2 separate regions of the Homo sapiens genome follow, and region 2 is linked to region 1. A link is an interaction called in ENCODE POLR2A ChIA-PET data of the cell type or tissue named here. Cell type or tissue: GM12878. All regions are shown on one strand. Each heading gives the region's core, and the rest is flanking DNA. Links, peaks and the distances in the headings are about the cores only.

Region 1 (10,405 bases), core at 3,164-5,663:
TGCTTATGCACTAGAAAGAAAAAGAAAATGAGAAGGGGCTAGGCACAGTGGCTCATGCTTGTTGTCCTAGCACGACAAGCACTGGGAGGCTGAGGCAGGAGGATTCCTTGGGCTCAGGGGTTTGAAACCACCATTGGCCATATAGTGAGACTCTCTCTACTTCAAAAAAAAAAAAAAAGAAAGAAAGAAAATGAGAAGAAAGTCAAAACATTTTCACAACAGGCCAGTGGCTAACATCTGTAATCCCAGCACTTCAGGAAGCCGATTGCTTGAGGCCAGGAGTTTGAGACCAGCCTAGGCAATATAGCAAGACCCCATCTCTATGAAAAATTTAAAAAACAAAAAAGGCAGGTGGCACATGTCTGCACTTCCAGTTACTTGCAAAGAATGAAGCGGGAGGATTGCTTGAGTCCAGGAATCCAAGTCTGCAGTGAGCTATGATCTCATCACTGTTCTCCAATCTGGACAACACAGCAAGACCCTCCCTCTTAAAAAGAAAAAATAAATAAAAAATTAAAAAAGCAGGCCAGGCCTGGTGGCTTACGCCTGTAATCCCAGCACTTTGGGAGGCCGAGGCGGGAGGATCACCTGAGGTCTGGAGTTCGAGACCAGCCTGACCAACATGGAGAAACCCCGTCTCTACTAAAAATACAAAATTAGCTGGGCATGGTGGCGCATGCCTGTAAATTCAGCTACTCAGGAGGCTGAGGCAGGAGAATCACTTGAACCCAGGAGGCGGAGGCTGCGGTGAGCTGAGATTATGCCATTGCACTCCAGCCTGGGCAACAAGAACGAAACTCCGTCTCAAAAAATAAATAAATAAATAATAAAAAATAAAAATAAAAAAATAAAGCGTGGGCCAGGCGTGATGGCTTACGCCTATAATCCCAGCACTTTGGGAAGCCAAGGCAGGAGGATCACCTGAGGTCAGGAGTTCGAGACCAGCCTGACCAACATAGAGAAACCCCATCTCTATTAAAAATACAAAATTAGCCAGGCATGGTGGCAAGCCTGTAATCCCAGCTACTTGGGAGGCAGAGGCAGGAAAATGCCTGAACCCGGGAGGCGGAGGTTGCAGTGAGCTGAAATCATGCCACTGCACTCCAGCCTGGGCAACAAGAGTGAAACTCCGTCTCAAAAAAAAAAAAAAAAAAAAAAAAGCGGGGGAGGGGGCAGAAAGTGGCTAATGCCTGTAATCCCAACACTTTGGAAGGCTAAGGCAGGTAGATTGTTTGAACCCAGTTTGAGACCAGCCTGGGCAACATGGCAAAACCCTATCTCTACAAAAAATACAAAAATTAGCCAGGCATGGTGGTGGCACACCTATACTACCAGCTACTCAGGAGACTGGGACAGGAGGATCACTTGAGCCCAAAGTTGCAGTGAGCTGAGATTGTGGCACTGCACTATTTTGCTCACCAAAGCCTAGGCAACAGTCTCATGCTCTCAAAAAAAAAAAATTTTTTTTCACTACCAAAAAAAAAAAAATCAGCTAAACATAAAAGTAGTAGCAAAATGGCAAAAGTCCTTATCAGTAATTACTTTAAATGTAAATACTTTAAACTCTCTAATCACAAAATATTGGCAGAATATATATACATATACACACACACACACACACACACACAGAGAGAGAGAGAGAGACACAGAGAGAGAGAGAGACAGAGTTTTGCTTGACACCCAGGCTGGAGTGCAATGGCTCACTGCAACCACCGCCTCTCAAGTTCAAGAGATTCTCCTGTCTCAGCCTCCCAAGAAGCTGAGATTACAGGTGCCCGCCAGTACACCCAGCTAATTTTTGTATTTTTAGTACAGACGAGGTTTCACCATGTTGGCCAGGCTGGTCTCAAACTCCAAACCTCAGGTGATCCACCCGCCTCAGCCTCCCAAAGGGCTGGGATTACAGGCGTGAGCCACTGCGCCCAGCCTAGGATACATTTTTTAAAAACTGTAATCCCAGCTACTCGGGAGTCTAAGGCAGGAGAATCACTTGAACCTGGGAGGCGAAGGTTGCAGTGAGCCAAGATCATGCCACTGCACTCCAGCCTGGGCAACAAGAGCAAAACTTTGTTTCAAAAAATATATATATAAATATTATAAAGCCTAAATGCACATCAATAGAGACCCTATCTCTACAAAAAAATACGAAAATTAACTGGGTGTGGTAGCAGGTGTCTGTAGTCCCAAATACTGCAGAGGTTGAGGTAGGAGGATCCCGAGGCTTGATCCCAGGAGGCAGAGGTTGCTTAAGCCAAGATCACACCACTGCACTCCAGCCTGGGCAACAGAGCGAGACTCAGTCTCAAAAAAAAAAAAAAAAAAAAAAAAGAAAGAAAAAAAAATACTATGCGGCCCTAAGAATAAATAAAGTAGCTATGTTAATTGATACAGGATAAGCTATTATGTATTAAGTTTTAAAAACATGTGCAAGGCCGGGTGCGGTGGCTCACGCCTGTAATCCCAGCACTTTGGGAGGCCTAGGCAGGCGGATCACGAGGTCAGGAGATCGAGGCCATCCTGGCTAACACAGTGAAACCCTGTCTCTACTTAAAATACAAAAAAATTAGCTGGGCATGGCAGTGTGCGCCTGCAGTCCCAGCTGCTGGGGAGGCTGAGGCAGGAGAATGGTGTGAACCTGGGAGGCGGAGCTTGCAGTGGGCTGAGATCGCGCCACTGCACTCCAGCCTGGGTGACAGAGTAAGACTCCATTTCAAAAAAAAAAAAAAGTGTGCAAAATATTTGTAACCTGATATCTGTGCAAAACAGAAAAGAATATATACAACAAAGTTAGAGGACTGACACTTCCCAATTCCAAAACTCACCACAAAGCTACAGTAATCAAGACAGTGTGGCACTGACATAGTATAGACATACAGACCAAGGAAACAGAATTAAGAGTCTATAAATAGGCCAGACACAGTGGCTCACACCTGTAATTCCAATACTTTGGGAGGCTGAGGCAGAAGGATGGCTTGAGCCCAGAAGTTTCAGACCATCCTGGGCAAATATTGAGACCTTGTCTTCACAAATTTTTTTTTTTTTTTTTTTTGAGATGGAGTCTCGCTCTGTCGCCCAGGCTGGAGTGCAATGGTGCAATCTCGGCTCACTGCAACCTCCGCCTCCAGGGTTCAAGCAATTCTTCTGCCTCAGCCTGCCAAGTAGCTGGGACTACAGGCACGTGCCACCACGCCCAGCTAATTTTTGTATTTTTTTAGTGGAGACGGGGTTTCACCATGTTGGCCAGGGTGGTCTCGATCTCCTGACCTTGTGATCCGCCCGCCTGGTCCTCCCAAAGTGCTGGGATTACAGGCGTGAGCCATTGCGCCCGGCCTATAAATTTTTTTTTTTTTTCTGAGACCTTATCTCACTCTGTCACCCAAGCGGGAGTGCAGTGGCACATTCTCGGCTCACTGTAACCACTGCTTCCCTGGCTCCAGCCATCCTCCCACCTCAGCCTCCTGAGTAGCTGGGACTACAAATGTGCACTACCATGCTCGGCTAATTTTTTTGTGTATTTCTGGTAGACCTAGGGTTTCGTTATGTTGCCCGGGCTGGTCTCAAACTCCTGATTCAGGCGATTACCCCGCCTCCACCTCTCAAAGTACTGGGATTACAGGTGTGAGCCACCCTGCCCAGCCTACAAAATTTTTTTTTTAATTAGTCAGGTCCAGCTAGGCGTGGTGGCTCACGCTTGTAACCCCAGCACTTTGGGAGGCTGATGCGGGCAGATCATCTGAGGTCAGGAATTCAAGACCAGGTAGGCCAACATGGTGAAACCCCGTCTCTACTAAAAATACAAAAATTAGCCAGGCGTGGTAGCACATGCCTGCAATCCCAGCTACTCAGGAGGCTGTGGCAGAAGGATCACTTGAACCCAGAAGGCAGAGGTTGCAGTGAGCGGAGATTGTGTCATGTTACTGCACTCCAGCCTGGGTGACAGAGACGGTCTCAAAAAAAAAAAAAAAGGCCAGGTTCGGTGGCTCACACTCACACCTGTAATCCCAGCACTTTGGGAGGCCAAGGCGGGCAGATCACGAGGTCAAGAGATCGAGACCAGCCTGGCCAATGTGGTGAAATCCCGTCTCTACTCAGAATACAAAAATTAGCTGGGCGTGGTGGCACACGCCTGTAGTCCCAGCTACTCAGGAGGCTGAGGGAGGAGAATCACTTGAATCCGGGAGGTGGAATTTGCAGTGAGCCAAGATCGCTCCACTGCACTCCAACCTGGGCGACAGGGCAAGACTCCATCTCAAAAAAAAAAAAAAATTAGCAAGGTGTGATGGCACGCCCCTAAGGTCCCAGTTACCTAGGAGGCTAAAGTGGGAGGATCACTTGAGCATGGGAGTTTCAGCCTGCAGTAAGCCATGATTGCACCACTGCACTCCAGCCTGGGCAACAGAGCAAGACCCTGCCTCAAAAAAAAAGAAAAGAAGAAAAGGTAAGCTGCGCACATTGGCTCATGCCTATAATCGCAGCACTTTTTGAGGCCAAGGTCAGAGGATCACTTAAGACCAGGAGTTCAAGACCAACCTGGGCAACACAGCAAAACCCCCATCTCTACAATTTTTTGGTTTAAATGAAAAGACATCCCACAGAATGGGAGAAAATTTGTGCAAATTACATATTTGGTAAGTGACTTGTATCTAAAATATATAAAAAATGATTTCAACTCAGTAACAAAAAGAAAAATAAGCCAGGAGCAGTGGCACACGCCTGTAATCCCAACACTTTGGGAGGCCAAGGCAGGTGGATCACCTGAGGTCGGGAGTTTGAGACCAGCCTGACCAACATGGAGAAACCCTGTCTCTACTAAAAATACAAAATTAGCTGGCGTGGTGATGCATGCCTGTAATCCCAGCTACTCGGGAGGCTGAGGCAGGAGAATCACTTGAACCCGGGAGACAGAGGTTGCGTTGAGTCGAGATGCACCATTGCACACCAGCCTGGGCAACAAGAGCAAAACTTCGTCTCAAAAAAAAAAAAAAACAAAGGATAAGTAACCTAATTTAAAATATAGTAAAAGTGGCTGGGCACAGTGCTCATGTCTTTAATCCCAGCACTTCAGAAGGCTGAAGTGGGCAGATCACTTGAGGTCAGGAGTCTGAGACCAGCCTGGCCAACATGCCAAAACCCTGTCTCTATTAAAAATACAAAAACTGGGGCCAGGCGCAGTGGCTCATGCCTGTAATCCCAGCACTTTGGGAGGCCAAGGCGGGTAGATCACGAGGTCAAGAGATCTAGACCATCCTGACCAACATGGTGAAACCCCATCTCTACTAAAAATACAAAAATTAGCCATGGTGGCACACACCTGTAGTCCTATATACTCGGGAGGCTGAGGCAGGAGAATCACTTGAACTCGGGAGGCAGAGGTTGTACTAAGCCAAGATCGTGCCACTGCATTCTAGCCTGGGTGACAGAGCAAGACTCCGTCTCAGACAAAAAAATAAAAATAATAATAATAACAAGGCAGGGCATGGGGGCTCACACCTATAATCCCAGCACTTTGGGAGGCCGAGGCAGGTGGACCACAAGATCAGGAGATCAAGACCAGCCTGACCAATGTGGTGAAACCCCGTCTCTACTAAAAATACAAAAATTAGCCAGGCGTGGTGGCGGGCACCTGTATTCCCAGCTACTTGGGAGGTTGAGGCAGAAGAATCACTTGAACCTGGGAGATGGAGGTTGCAGTGAGCCGAGTTTGTGCCACTGCACTCCAGCCTGGGCGACAGGGCGAGACTCCACCTCAAAAAAACAGAACAACAAAAAAATAATAATAATAATAATAATAACTGGAGGCTGAGGCAGGAGAATCACTTGAACTTGGGAGGCAGAGGATGCAGTGAGCCAAGATCGTGCCACTGCACTCCAGCCTGGGCAACAGAGTGAGACTTCATCTCAAAATACATAAATAAATAAATAAATAAATAATAAATAAAATAAAATATAGTAAAGGCCAGGCACAGTGGCCCTTGTCTGTAATGCCAGCACTTTGGAAAGCTGAAAAAGGTAGATTGCTTGATGCTTGAGCTCAGGAGTTCGAGACCAGCCTGGGCAACATGGCAAAACCTTGTCTCCACACACACACACACATATACACACACACAAATCAGCCGGACAAGGTGGAACACATCTGTAGTCCCAGCTACTGAGGACGCTGAGGTGGGAAGATGGCTTGTGCCTGGGAGGCAGAGGTTGCAGTGAGCCAAGATCACACCACTGTACTCCAGCCTGGGCAACAGAGCAAGACCCCATCTCAAAAAACAAACAAACAAAAAGAAATAGTAACTGCTGATTCATCCCTCACACCATCCCTGACAACTATTTTCTGTTTCTATGATTTTCACTACTCAAAGTGTCTAAGTGAAATTATATGGTATTTGTCTTTTACATGACTGGCTTATTTCACTTAGCATAATATCCTCAAGGTTCATCCATGTTGTAGCATATGTCAGAATTACCTTCCTTCCTAACACTGAATAATTTTTCAGTTATATGTACATACCACATTTTCCTTATCTATTCATCCATCAATGAATAGTTGGGTTGCTTCCACATTTTAGCTAATGTGAATAACGCTGTTATGAACATGGGTACAAATATCTCATCGAGACTCTGTTTTTCTTTTTCTTTGTTTTCAATTATTTTGGATATATATCCAGAAGTAAAATTGTTAGATCACATGGTAATTCTATTTTTAATGTTTTGCCTTTCATTCTTTCTGTTTTTTTTTTTTGAAACAGTCTCCCTCTGTCACCCAGACTGTACCACAGTGACATGATCTCAGCTTACTGCAACCTCCGTCTCCCGGATTCAAGCGATTCTCCTGCCTCAGTCTCCCGAGTAGCTGGGATTACAGGCATGCACCACCACACCCAGCCAATTTTTGTATTTTTAGTAGAGACGGGGTTTCACCATGTTGGCCAGGCTGGTCTTGAACTCCTGACCTCAAATGATCCCACACCTTGGCCTCCCAAAGTGCTGGGATTACAAGCCTGAGTCACCACGCCTGGCCTTGCCTTTCACTCTTGATTAATAAAAACATTCCTAACAAATGCTTTCACTCTGGTCTATCTTGCAAAGAACCAGGAATTGCACCTCTAGCAGCACAGTACCAATATCCCAGGCCATCCTTCTTAATCATGACTTTAGCTCCAAAAAACAATGAAACAGAACCAGGGGTCTTATTCTAGTAGTTTTAGCTGTGGTATGCAGCAGCTTGATCCTGCTTTAAACACTCTTAATTTTTTCCCAAAGTAAATGTTGTGGGCTACACAGGACATTCAGCTAAGAGCATCAAGGAGACACCAAGAAGCAAGGGTTACTCTGACCGCCTACCCACTCCCTGGATCCAACTACAAGCTTTTAAACAGTAGCAACTTTAATATGCACTCAAGAACTGGAATTAGTGGCTGCTAGAAGCACCCTTGCCCCCCAAAATATCTCGATTTGAAAATTTTAAGTGTAGTCTGGGCCAGTGGCTCATGCCTGTAATCTCAGCACTTTAGGAGGCGGAGGCAGGCAGATCACTTGAGACCAGGAATTCAAAACCAGCCTGGCCAATATGGCGAAACCCCATTTCTACTAAAAATACATAAATTAGCTGAGCGTGGTGGTATACACCTGTAGTCCCAGTTACCCAGAAGGCTGAGAATAAAATAAATAAAATAAAAAAATAAAAAGGCTGGGCGTGGTAGCTCAGGCCTGTAATCCCAGCACTTTGGGAGGCGGGCGGATCACGAGGTCAGGAGATCAAGACCATCCTGGCAAAGACGGTGAAACCTTTTCTCCACTAAAAATACAAAAAATTGGCTGAGCACTGTGGCTCACGCCTGTATTCCCAGCACTTTGGGAGGCCAAAGTGGTCAGATCACAAAGTCATAAGATTGAAACCATCCTGGCCAACTGTTTCTACTAAAAATACAGAAATTAGCAGGGCATGGTGACAGGCGCCTGTAGTCCCAGCTACTCGGGAGGCTGAGGCAGGAGAATCGCTTGAACCCGGGAGGCAGAGGTTGCAATGAGCTGCGATCACACCACTGCACTCCAGCCTCGGGGACAGAGTGAGACTCCGTCTCAAAAAAAACAAGCAAACAAAAAAAAATGTTGTCCTGAAGGATTTTCCTCTCTGGGAGAATGTACTTCCGTTAAGTTTCAAATGAAGTGTTTTCTTTGATAAAGTAAGAGGGGGTAAGTAGGGGGAGGTAAGTAAAAAGAAGAATCAACAAGACCTATTCTTTTTATTTCATAATTTTTTATGATTCAGCAAAGCATTAACAAATGAAGAAGATTAAAGAATTTAAAAAGAAAAAAATAAAAATAATAAATTCTTGTATAATTATGGTAAAATATTTGGGTATGACCAGGCGTGGTGGCTCACACCTGTAGTCCCAGCACTTTGGGAGGCTGAGGCCAGCGGATCACAAGGTCAGAAATTTGAGACCAGCCTGGCCAATATAGTGAAACTCCATCTCTACTAAAAATACAAGAAATTAGCCAGGCGTGGTGGCAGGTACCTGTAACCCAGCTACTTGAGAGCCTGAGGCAGGAGAATTGCTTGAACCCAGGAGGCAGAGGTTGCAGTGAGCCAAGATCACGCCACAGCACTCCAGCCTGGGCGACAGTGCAAGACACCATCCCAAAAAAAAAAAAAAAAAAAAATTGGGTATGTAAATAGTCTCACTCTGTTGCCCAGGCTGGAGTGCAGGGTGCAATCTCAGCTCACTGCAACCTCTACCTCCTGGGTTCAAGCAATTCTTTTTTTTTTTTTTCTTTTTTGAGACAGAGTCTCACTCTGCTGCCAATCTAGAGTGCAGTGGCGCAATCTTGGCTCACTGCAACCTCCACCTCCTGGGTTCAAGTGATCCTCCTGCCTCAGCCTCCCAAGTAGCTGGGACTAGGTGCGCGCCACCACACCCAGCTAATTTTTTGTATTTTTAGTAGAGACTAGGTTTCATGACATTGGCCAGGATGGTCTCGATCTCTTGACCTGCCTCGGCCTCCCAAAGTGCTGGGATTACAGGCGTGAGCCACAGCACCAGGCCTCAAGCAATTCTTGTGCCTTAGCCTCCTGAGTAGCTGGAATTACAGGCACACACCACACCCAGCTAATTTTTGTATTTTAGTAAAATCGGGGTTTCACTATGTTGCCTAGGCTGGTCTCGAACCCCTGAGCACAGGCAATCTGCCCACCTCAGCCTCCTAAAGTGCTAAGATTATAGGCGTGAGCCACCGTGCCTGGCCTATTTTAACCATTTTTAAGTGTACCATTTAGCTACAGCCATCACAACAGTGCAGTAAGGACATAAAGATAGACATAAAGACCAATCAACTGAATGGAGAGACCAGAAATAAATCCTCACATATATGGTCAATTTTCTTTTTTTTTTAAGACAGATTCTCATGTCTCGCTCTGTCGCCCAGGCTGGAGGGCAGTGGCGCAATCTCAGCTCACTGCAGCCTCCACCTCCCAGTTCAAGCGATTCTCCTGCCTCAGCCTCCCGAGTAGCTGGGATTACAGCCAGGCACCACCATGCCCAGCTAATTGTGGTATTTTTAGTACAGACGGGATATTGCCATGTTGGCAAGGCTAGTCTTGAACTTTAGTCAACTGATTTTCAACAAAGGTGTCAAGACCATCCAATGGGGAAAGTACAATCTTTTTCCCAAATGGAAAATGGTACTCCGAAAACTGAATATCCACATGCATAACAATAAAGTGGGACTCTTACACAACAAAAATATATAAAAAATTAACTCAAATTGGATCAAAGACCCAAACGTAAGCGCTAAAACTATAAAATCTTAGGGGAAAAATTTCATGACTTTCGATTGGTAATATTTGCAGATGAGGCACAGATTTTAAAAAAAGAAGATAAATTGGACTTCATCAAAATGAAAACCTCTGTGCATCAAAAGACACTATCAACAGAGTATAAAGACAACCACAGAGAGAAAATATTTGTAAGTCAAATATCTGACAAGGAATTAATATCTAGAGTGTATAAAGGACTCCTAAAACTCAACAACACAGACAAAAACCTAATTTTATTTTATTTTTAGAGACTGGGCCACTCTGTCACCCAGGGTAGAGTCCAGTGGTGCAATCACAGCTCACTGCACCCTCAAACACCTGGGCTCAAGAGATCCACCTACCTCAGCCTCCTGAGCAGCTGGGAATACAGGTGTGCACCTGCACACCCAGCTCAAAACCCCCCCCCCCCCCCTTTTTTTTTTTGAGACGGAGTCTCGCTCTGTCGCCCAGGCTGGAGTGCAGTGGCTCAATCTCTGCTCACTGCGAGCTCTGCCTCCCAGGTTCACACCATCCTTCTGCCTCAGCCTCCCGAGTAGCTGGGACTACAGGCGCCTGCCACTGCGCCCGGCTAATTTTTTTTTTTTTTTTTTT
Region 2 (10,405 bases), core at 4,440-6,939, 410 kb before region 1:
CATGCATGCTCACTCACCCACACATGCACAGCTCATAAGCCCAGGGCACAGGCCCAACTGGGGATGCCTCAACAGCAGCCCTATGCCCTCTCTGGAGCCCTAGCATCCCCCATGGCTGCCTGGAGCCCAGACAGGTTTTAGGAAGGGTGGAGACCCAGCCCGTCTCCACGCCCTTAGCCAAGGGAAGCAGGTACAGTTTCCAGCAGCACCCCTGTCCTCCTTCCAGCTCCTCAGACTTTCTTCCCACACTGTGGGAACACTCCTTGGCACTTTGAGGGTCTCCCTTCACCTCCTAGCCCAGGGAGGACCACCAGCCCCGACAATGCACTGCAGTGAACCCTCAGCTGCCCCGACCCGTCTCTGGTTGGACTGTTTGTGCCCGTGAGAAACCCCCTCGGTTTGGCCATGTTGATGCCTGACACAGAACAAAAGCAAGACCTACCAAAACGCAAACAGCTGCGGCAAAGAAAGAGAGAGAAAAATCCGCAGCCAAAAGCCAATTCCCTTCCTCAAAGTCTCTTTGGAGGCAAAGGAAGCTCAGCATGCGGTTTTTTCCATTATGGATGTGATAAGAGCGAGACTGGCGCCTCCCCCAGACCATGCATATATATAGCAGTGTGTGTATATATATGTGTGTGTGTGTGTCCGTGTATATGTGCTATACAGCCGTATGGAAGCATATACAGCCACGCCAAGGGACTCACTGCCGACAGAGGACCAGGCCCGGGCAACATATTGGCTATAACTGCCCTCCTCCTGCGATGCTGTAGTCTCCACAGGCCCTCCACCCTCCCTGCCCGTCCCTTCTCTCTGGCTCCTGGACGTGGAAATGGCGGGTTTCCTCTTTGCTGGTGTCTCCCCCTCCCTCCAGCCCCCCTCTCCCCTGTCCTTCCAGCCCCGTCAGCTCTGAGCCCCCCGGCCTCCAGCCTCCCCAGCCCCCGCCGGATAACCCCCCGTTTCTGTTGCAGATTTTGAGTTCCTGCTCCCCAGCAGCTTTGAGTCTGAAGGACACGTTTTCATTGCTCCCAGGTAGCTTGCGTGTGGCCTTGCTGAGGTGTCCTCCCCTACCCTGACCGCCCCGGCCCCACCTCCTGCACTGCTGCCTGGAGCTCTGTGTGTCTGTGTCCTGTGCAGTGTCATCCCCCGGCCCCCATACATCGCCCGGTATGCGCGGCTGTGTGCATACCCAGGCCATGTACCGCACCAGGCAGCAGTGGCCAGCTGCCTCACGGCCCTAGCTCCCACCAGGCCGGGGCAGGAGGGCTCCAGACTCATCTGCTGACTTTCCCTGCCCTCCCAGGCAACCAGGCAGGAGCCCTTTCCGCCCTGGGGTGGCTGTCTGTGGCATGCCCACCCCTCGCCAGGCAGCTGCTGCTCTGGTTTGTGGTGTCCTGCCCATCCCCCCAACCCCGCACCCCATCGTTGTCCTGTGTCAGTCGGTGTTCGTGTGGGTCTGGGGGCCGAGCCAGCCAGAGCCCCTGTCGGCAGTGCCGGGTCTAGGCGTGGTACTTCACTTGGGGGGTTGGGGGAGGAGAGTGGGGGCTTTGAGGAGCTGCTCCATCAGATGAGGAGACGGGGCCCCGAGCAAGCCCAGGCCTGGACCATCCCGGAGTGCACGCTCAGTGTGCACACACACGTTCTCATGTACACACCGTCTGCCTTTGGCCCATGTCTGGGGAGGCCGGGTCCCCTGGGTGCTGAAGCCCTTCCATGACCCAGGCTTGGGATGAGGGCAGGTGGGTGGATGCAGCTGACAAGAGACCCAGGGGCACTGGAAGGCAGCACACGGGGGCTCTGGACATGCCTCACCTTCGTGTGTGCACGTATGTGCATGCACCCAGTTTCTCTGTGACTCTCTCTGTAGATGTGTGTATTTGTGAGTCACCATGTACATATGTAAGAGTCTGAGCATAAATGTGGGGGTGGCTCTGTGTGTTAGTGAATGTGGGAAGGTGTGAAAAGACCTATGTGGCCCACATGACCCTGAGGAAGCTCTCTTGAAGGCAGGGACCCTATTCGTTTTTGTCATCTCTGTGTCTGTGGCTCAGAAGAGCTCAATAAATACGTGGAGGGTGAGTGAATGAAGTACCTCACAAATGTGCACGTGCATACTGTGTATACAGGAGAGACTGCAAGTGACTTGGTGTATCTCAAGCACAGTCGTGTGGGTGTCACCCTGGGTGTGTCCAATGTGGCCTCTAGGCACAGAGGTGCAGGCTGTACACTGCACAAAGGCCCTGGGGGCCAAGGAGAGAGTGGGGCCTGAGACCCAGTTCCATGTGCCCTTACCAAGCCATGAGCCCTACCACAGCTTGGGGAAGTGGCACACGTTCAAAAGCCCCACAGTTAGTGCCATATGGGACAATGAAGCGGTCCCTGGTGGCAGAGGTATGAATGAGGGGTCGAGCGAGAGAGAGCTCCACCTATCAGGGTAGAGGGATTGCTCCCAAGACTTCCTAGGCAGCAAGCCCCAAGCAGACCCCCTCACGCCCCACAGCCCCATGTTCTCTGGACCCAGAGCCTGAATGCAGTGAGGGTCTTGAGGGGAGGAGCATTCCAGGCAGAGGGAACAGCCAGTCGGAGGACCCACATGTTCCCACTGACTTTCTGACACCCTCTGTGCTATGATGAAAAAAGCGAGGGTCAGAGAGCGTGAGTGAGTTACCTAACGGCACACAGCCAGGAAGAGGCAGGGTGAGGTCTTAGGCTGACAAAAAGCCAGTGCTTGTACTTGGGTCCCATCTGGTGCCCATGGGAATGCTCTAGGGCATACACGTGGATGAGCAGGCCGCCAGGCATTTCCTGGGGCCTTTCAGGTGCACTATCTGGGTCCAGCTACACCGGAGAGACGGGAGGCTCTGCGGAGCCATGCCCAGGAGAAAGCAGCTGCCCGAATGGAGAAAGTAGACCCTCATTCTTGTGTCAGCTCTGCCCCGACTCAGACCCGAGCAGCCTGCCAGGCATGTAGCAGCTGCAGCCAGGAAGAACCCATGTGCCCCTCCCTGAGGCCCAGGCTTCTCAGTGAATGGCCAAGTGGGCCTGTTGGGAAGCCTTGACCCCATTGCCCTGTCCAGCCCCCCAAGCCCACTCTTCTTGCCCCTCCCCATCCCTAGAGAGTACTGCAAGGACCTGAATGCCTCAGACAACAACACCGAGTTCCTGAAAAACTTTATTGAGCTCATGGAGAAAGTGACTCCAGACTCCAAGCAGTGTGAGTGCCTGGCAGGGCAGCTGGCTCTGGGCAGTGCCCAGGCAGCATGGGGCCAGCCCAGAGGAACCCAGAGGCCGGGCAGGTGTGGAAATAAGCAGGCACAAGCTAAGGGCTGGGCCTGGGCCAGGGCCAGGTCATGGAGGAGGCTCCTGGTGGAGCCTTAAGGGTGGGGGTGAGGGTGGGCAAGGAGCTGCAAGAAGATGCCCCCACCCCCACCCCTCCCCTCCTGTTCCAGGCAACAACTTCCTTCTGCACAACCTGATCTTGGACACGGGCATCACGCAGCAGCTGGTAGAGCGTGTGTGGAGGGACCAGGATCTCAACACGTAGGCATCACCCAGCCTGTGGGGGCAGAAGGCTAGGATGGGCCCAGAGGCCCTGGACCTGCCCAGCAGAAGGCAGGCCTGTGACCCCACCCCCCTGCTACCCCCAGGTACAGCCTACTGGCCGTGTTCGCTGCCACAGACGGTGGCATCACCCGAGTCTTCCCCAACAAGTAAGTGACCTATCCCACTACCCAAACCCTGCCCCTGCCAGGGAACCTGCATCTGTTCTGCCCAGAGGCCTCCTTGCATCTGTGGAGACCACTGTCCCCGACAAGCCACCCCTTACCTACCAGTCTGCCTCTTGGGTGCTCCAGGGCAGCTGAGGACTGGACAGAGAACCCTGAGCCCTTCAATGCCAGCTTCTACCGCCGCAGCCTGGATAACCACGGTTATGTCTTCAAGCCCCCACACCAGGATGGTGAGTGTCCCCGCAGTGTGCCCAGCAGCAGGCAGGGAGCCTCAGCTTCCCTGTCTGCTCAGCCAGAACTGGGCTCTGCTGTCTGAGGCCCCTCTCCAACACAAGGCTGGCTGAGGCCAGGGCAGACGTGAAAAGAGGGATAGACTGTGCCAAACACTGTCCTGAGTGCTGGGTGCTTGGGCTGGAGTCATCCCGGGATTGGACTGCTGGGTTTGTAGGACCCAGCATAGAGTGGTCAGTGTGGCCGCCAGACCCCACTCCTGACTTCCCCACCCAACCCCCAGCCCTGTTAAGGCCGCTGGAGCTGGAGAATGACACTGTGGGCATCCTCGTCAGCACAGCTGTGGAGCTCAGCCTAGGCAGGCGCACACTGAGGCCAGCAGGTGAATGTTTGGGACAGAGGTGGGGAAACAGGCAATGGACAGGGTACTGCCTGGGCAGGTAGCACTGATGGTCCCTTGCTCTCCCCCAAAGTGGTGGGCGTCAAGCTGGACCTAGAGGCTTGGGCTGAGAAGTTCAAGGTGCTAGCCAGCAACCGTACCCACCAAGACCAGCCTCAGAAGGTATTTGGGCAGGGGCGGGGGCAGTAACCCAGCAGTGCCCTTCCTGGAGTCCCCTGGAACCCCCACCAACCCTCCACTCAGTGGCTCCAACACCTACATGGAGGCAGGGCCAGCTGCAGATGGCCTGGGGAACCGGATGTATGAAAGGTGATGGGAGGGAGGAAAACTGGTGGGTGGCTTACGGTCCTCACTCTCTGCCCAGCAGTGCGGCCCCAACAGCCACTGTGAGATGGACTGCGAGGTTAACAATGAGGTGTGTGTGCCCTGAACCTACCCTGGACCCTAGCTTACCCCACTTCCAGACTTCCTAGTCCCAGCCGCGACTCCCAGCACATCCCTTGGCCTGTGGGTCTCAACATCCCCACCCTGACTTCACAGCCTTCCCAGGACTGGGGGAGTGATGCCCCCCAACTCTGAACCACTGGACTGCCTGCGGTGGAAGGTCCGGGGCCCAGCCCCTCTCCATTTTCCTCCCCATTCCCTTCCTCCTAGGACTTACTCTGTGTCCTCATTGATGATGGAGGATTCCTGGTGCTGTCAAACCAGAACCATCAGTGGGACCAGGTGAGGATCAGGAAGAGAGTGAAAGAAGAGAGTAGGGATTTGAGCCTTCTAGGGGTGTAGCACTGCCAGCCCTGTGACCATGGCTTTCTCCTGACATCCTCAGGTGGGCAGGTTCTTCAGTGAGGTGGATGCCAACCTGATGCTGGCACTCTACAATAACTCCTTCTACACCCGCAAGGAGTCCTATGACTATCAGGCAGCCTGTGCCCCTCAGCCCCCTGGCAACCTGGGTGCTGCACCCCGGGGTGTCTTTGTGGTGAGTCCCCAGAGATGCCTGGACTGGAGATGGGGGGGACTGGGAGACCTGCCCACAGATGACCCCCTACCTCTGACATTTGATAAAGCTGGGGGTGACCTAGGGCGAGGGGCAGCAGTGGCAGTCCACGCCCCTCTCTCCACTGCAGCCCACCGTTGCAGATTTCCTTAACCTGGCCTGGTGGACCTCTGCTGCCGCCTGGTGAGTCCTGAGCGGGAGGTGGGTAGAGAAGGTGCTCCCTGGCCGGGAGGGCTCAGAAGAGAAGTAGGGCATGGCATCGTCCTCTGCTGACCACCTGCACTCGGCTCCCCGTGCGCTGCAGGTCCCTGTTCCAGCAGCTTCTCTACGGCCTCATCTACCACAGCTGGTTCCAAGCAGGTAGGTAGGGCTTTGGAGGCGCCTCCTCAAGTCCGGGTCCCCAATCTGAGCTAAGACGACTCCATGGGGAGGGTGGGGTCTACGACTGAGGGAGGCCGGAGACCTTGCCAGGGTCTGTGGGCGGAGCTGAGGCGCTCTGGGCCCTCGCAGACCCCGCGGAGGCCGAGGGGAGCCCCGAGACGCGCGAGAGCAGCTGCGTCATGAAACAGACCCAGTACTACTTCGGCTCGGTAAACGCCTCCTACAACGCCATCATCGACTGCGGAAACTGCTCCAGGTGCTGGCAGTGGGGCGGGACCAGAGGCCAAGGGCGGAACCTGTGAGCGGGGCGAGACGCTCGGGAGGATGGAAGGGGCGGGGCCTCCGAGCGGCCGGGGGCGGGGCCGCAGGATGGGGGTGGGTCAGGGCGGGGCAAACTCAACGCCCCGCCTTTCCGGGCTGCCCGCAGGCTGTTCCACGCGCAGAGACTGACCAACACCAATCTTCTCTTTGTGGTGGCCGAGAAGCCGCTGTGCAGCCAGTGCGAGGCTGGCCGGCTGCTGCAGAAGGAGACGCACTGTATCCTGCCCCCGCCCTCCCCGCCGCCCGCTCCCCCTCTGCCCCGCGCGCCCCCTCCGTGCCGCCGCCGCCGTCCGCCTCCTTGACTCCCCACCCATGCCCAGCGGACGGCCCGGAGCAGTGTGAGCTAGTGCAGAGACCGCGATACCGGAGAGGCCCGCACATCTGCTTCGACTACAACGCGACAGTGAGGAGAGGGGGCGGTGGACCCGAAATCCCGCGGCCTTGCGCCCGCCCAGGCCGACCAGCTCCTTGTCTCTCCCCGCAGGAAGATACCTCAGACTGTGGCCGCGGGGCCTCCTTCCCGCCGTCGCTGGGCGTCCTGGTCTCCCTGCAACTGCTGCTCCTCCTGGGCCTGCCGCCCCGGCCGCAGCCTCAAGTCCTCGTCCACGCCTCTCGCCGCCTCTGAGCACCCTGCCCCACCCCACCTCCACTCCCACCTCACCCGGCCTCTTCGCCTTTCCCACCCTCCTGCCCCACACTCCCCGCCTTAGAGCCTCGTCCCTCCCTCACTGAAGGACCTGAGCTGGCCAGGCCCTGAGAGTCTGGTCTGCGCCTTGGGATGGGGAGTCCCAAAGCGGGACGCCGCAGGTGTTTGGCACCCAAATCACATCTCACCTCCGAACTGTTCAAGTGTCCCCAGACCCTTCTTGCCTGCTGGGCTCCCCCCAGTGGGATGGGACAGGGAGGCCACACGCACTGGTGCCAAAACCAGGCCTCTGCTGCCGCCCTTCCTGGAGGCTGCCTATGTTGGGGGGGACCCTGCCTCAGCTGACCCGGCCTCTCTGCCCCACCCAAGCCCAAACTTGGTTTCTGTGAGAATAGTGGAGGAAGGTGAGATGGCCAGTTTGAAGCCTGTGCCTCCCAGCTTAAATCCTAGCAGGAGAGAGGCTCTGGGGCAGCCCCCATGGGCTCCTGCCCCTTTCAGGCCTACAGCCACATCCCCAAGCCCACCAGGTGTCAGGATAGTCACAGTGATACCAGTTCAGACACTACCCCATATACACCTGGAACATTGAGGATGGAAACTGGACTCACATTCGACATACCCCACTGGGCACACGCACAAACACACACACTATGGGGTGGGGTGGGTGTAGGGGCTTACAAAGCCTTACACAGGGCGAGGGGTTGGTGGGAGGGTTGGCACCTGCACACTCCATCTCCTGCTCACCACCTGCCTCTAATCTGAGCTGCAGCCTGGCTGGTCCTCCCATTTCTAAAGCTGAATGTCAAACAGTGCCAAATGCTGGGGCAGGGGGTGAAGAACCCTCTGTCCCACCCCTAGCCACCAGTGTCCTCCAAGTGCCCCCTCACCTCTCCAGGTGCTCATTGTAACCATTTCTCACTAGTGTCAGGCCCCCAGTGGGACCACATGCCACTGCCTGCACCTTTCGGCAGAGGAACCCCCACCAGACATCACCCTTTGCCTTAGCAGGGGTGACTTTGTCTCTCCTGGCTGGGCCATCCTTCCGCCAATCTGGCCCTTACACACTCAGGCCTGTGCCCACTCCCTATCTCCTTCCCACCCCTACACACACACTCCCTGCTTGCAGGAGGCCAAACTGTCCCTCCCTTGCTGAACACACACACACACACACACACACAGGTGGGGACTGGGCACAGCTCTTCACACCATTCATTCTGGTCATTTCCCCCAAAGGCATCCCAGCCTGGGGGCCAGTGGGGAACTGAGGGCAAGGGGATATAGTGATGGGGCTCAGATGGACTGGGAGGAGGGGGAGGGTGATGCATTAATTAATGGCTTCGTTAATTAATGTCATGTTGCTTGTCGCTTTCTCAGTGTGTGTGTGTGGTCCATGCCCACTGCTGGTGCCAGGGTGGGTGTCCATGTGCACCCGGCCTGGATGCCAGCTGTGTCCTTCGGGGGCGTGCGTGTAACTGTAGTGTAGTCAGGTGCTCAATGGAGAATATAAACATATACAGAAAAATATATATTTTAAGTTTAAAAAACAGAAAAACAGACAAAACAATCCCCATCAGGTAGCTGTCTAACCCCCAGCTGGGTCTAATCCTTCTCATTACCCACCCGACCTGGCTGCCCCTCACCTTGGGCTGGGGGACTGGGGGGCCATTTCCTTTTCTCTGCCCTTTTTTTGTTGTTCTATTTTGTACAGACAAGTTGGAAAAACAACAGCGACAAAAAAGTCAAGAAACTTTGTAAAATATCGTGTGTGTGATTCCTTGTAAAATATTTTCAAATGGTTTATTACAGAAGATCAGTTATTAAATAATGTTCATATTTTCACTTCAAATGGTTCCCATCCACTGTATCAGCTTGGGGGTGAGGACTGGGTAGCTATGAAGACAGTTGGCCAAGACCTCAGAGTCCCACTTAGTGCTCTGCAGGGGGTGAAGACCATGGTAGCCCAGGTCCCTGTCAACCACAGGGCATGGCACTTGCTTCCACCAGTTATAATAGGTGCCAGGCCCTTGACATACATTGTCTCATAACATCTCAAAAAGCTGTCTTTTAAAAACAAGCAAGACAGGCTGGGTGCGGTGGCTCATGCCTGTAATCTAGCATTTTGGGAGGCCGAGGCGGGCAGATCACTTGAGGTCAGGAGTTTGAGACCAGCCTGGCCAACATGGTGAAACCCCGTCTCTACTAAAAATACAAAAAAATTAGCCAGGCATGGTGGCATGCGCCTGTAATCCCAGCTACTTAGGAGGCTGAGGCAGGATAATTGCTTGACCCCAGGAGACGGAGGTTGCAGTGAGCCAAGATTGCGCCACCGCACCCCAGCCTGGATGACCGAGCGAGACTCTTGTCTCAGAAAAAAAAAAAATACAAGCAAAACAAACACCCTCCCAGAGCCTGAAAGCCAGGACCCTGGAGGGAAGAAGACAGATCAGAGATGCTGGTTTAGTGGGGAGGTGGATCTGGCAGTCTGGTCAGACCACCAGGGCCTGACAGGGCCTCTGCCGGGAGCTATGAGTGAGCACCTGGCCAGTGTCCCTACGGCCCAGGAAGCCCTGACCACAAGTGCAGCAACGGCTCCCTCCTGGCCCACAGGAGCTTGAGGCCGCAGCTGCTTAAACTGGAGCCATAGGCCAAACTTCATTTTTGTGAATCCTCTCAAGCTTAGGCCCTAGTTCATTTTCACCCTAGAAGGTGTGACCTTTGCGATCTTCTCATGTGGAGAGAATTATAACCTGTAACCACCAGAGCACAGGTGTCCCTGCCTTCCCACCACAGTCCTCTCTCTCCTCCCAACACTCTGCTCTCTGCGCACTGACCTGGCTGAGTCCTCGCCACAGTCTCTGGGGTGGGTACTAGTGTATCCCCATACCACAGATGAGCAAACTAAGAGGAGAAAGCCTTTCCCCCCAGGTGAGAAGGCTAAAAACCAGCAAAGATTTTAGAGAAGAGGTGGCCACCAAGGGTTGGGGAGCTTGGATGCTAAATAGATGAAGGGGCTTCGAGGCCTCAGCCAAGATGGAGACTTTTTCTGTCTCCTCTGCAGGGTTCGGCTGCAGAGCAATGCCTAATCCACAACCCCCAAGACAGCTCCCATGGCCTGCAAGAGACCGTGCAATCTTGGATAGGGTTGTAAGATAAAATACAGAACACCCTATTTTGAATTTCAGATCATGAACGAGTTTTTAGTATGGAAGTGTTTCAACTATTGTGTGGGACATACCTATACTGAAAAACTGGGGGCTGGGCACAGTGGCTAACGCCTGTAATCCCAACACTTTGGGAGGCTGATGCAGGAGGATCGCTTGAGCTCACGAGTTCGAGATCAGCCTGGGTAGGATGGCCACCCCGCCCCTGCCCATGTCTCTACAAAATAAAAAAATTTTAAAAATTAGCTGGGCACAGTAGTGTGTGCCTGTAGTCGCAGCTAATCAGGAGGCTGAGGCTGGAGGATCCCTTCAGCCCAGGAGTTAGAGGTGGCAGTGAGCTATGATTGTGCCACTGCACTCCAGCCTTGGACAAAGCTAGACCCTGTCTCAAAAAAAAAAAAAAAAAAAAAAGGGGGCAGGGGGACATGATTATACTCGAAGATTACTCATTGTTTATCTGGAATTCAAATTTGACTGAGCATCCTTATTTTGATTTGCTAAAACTGGCAACCTTACCCAGATGTGGCAACCAGTGGGAAC

What was found. ChIA-PET counts read pairs that join two places held together with the same protein. Peaks named below come from ENCODE experiments on the same cell type or tissue, not always from the same donor. Only the 100,000 strongest peaks of a DNase experiment are listed, where the experiment ranks them.
Region 2: POLR2A ChIA-PET joins it to region 1 with 8 read pairs; 3 of 35 experiments call an interaction of 5 or more read pairs at or near these places.

What each region holds. Positions count from the first base shown.
Region 1 is chr3:49,947,084-49,957,488 of GRCh38, reverse strand. All of the region lies in intron 1 of RBM6 (RNA binding motif protein 6), which reads right to left. Among named protein-coding and RNA genes, the nearest start is that of RBM6, 12 kb to the right of the region's middle. RefSeq lists a silencer at 10,230-10,299. In GM12878, for the core only: no CTCF peak of the experiment used is centred there; no DNase peak of the experiment used is centred there.
Region 2 is chr3:50,360,944-50,371,348 of GRCh38, reverse strand. It overlaps CACNA2D2 (calcium voltage-gated channel auxiliary subunit alpha2delta 2), which reads left to right. Exons shown (of 38, transcript NM_006030.4): 23 at 969-1,029; 24 at 3,114-3,211; 25 at 3,447-3,537; 26 at 3,645-3,707; 27 at 3,852-3,955; 28 at 4,240-4,338; 29 at 4,430-4,518; 30 at 4,724-4,771; 31 at 5,011-5,082; 32 at 5,186-5,338; 33 at 5,487-5,539; 34 at 5,661-5,716; 35 at 5,867-5,993; 36 at 6,165-6,274; 2 more. The coding sequence ends at 6,683. LOC127898564 (CYB561D2-LOC101928965) reads right to left here. Exons shown (of 5, transcript NR_183066.1): 4 at 5,018-5,052; 5 at 3,152-3,553. It overlaps LOC101928965 (a long non-coding RNA gene), which reads right to left and starts at 5,986. Exons shown (of 4, transcript NR_183065.1): 1 at 5,634-5,986; 2 at 5,018-5,052; 3 at 3,828-3,912; 4 at 3,152-3,553. RefSeq lists enhancers at 1-78, 5,616-6,199, 6,200-6,781 and a silencer at 6,103-6,352. In GM12878, for the core only: no CTCF peak of the experiment used is centred there; a DNase peak (open chromatin) is centred at 5,980; H3K4me3 peaks cover 1,052 bases.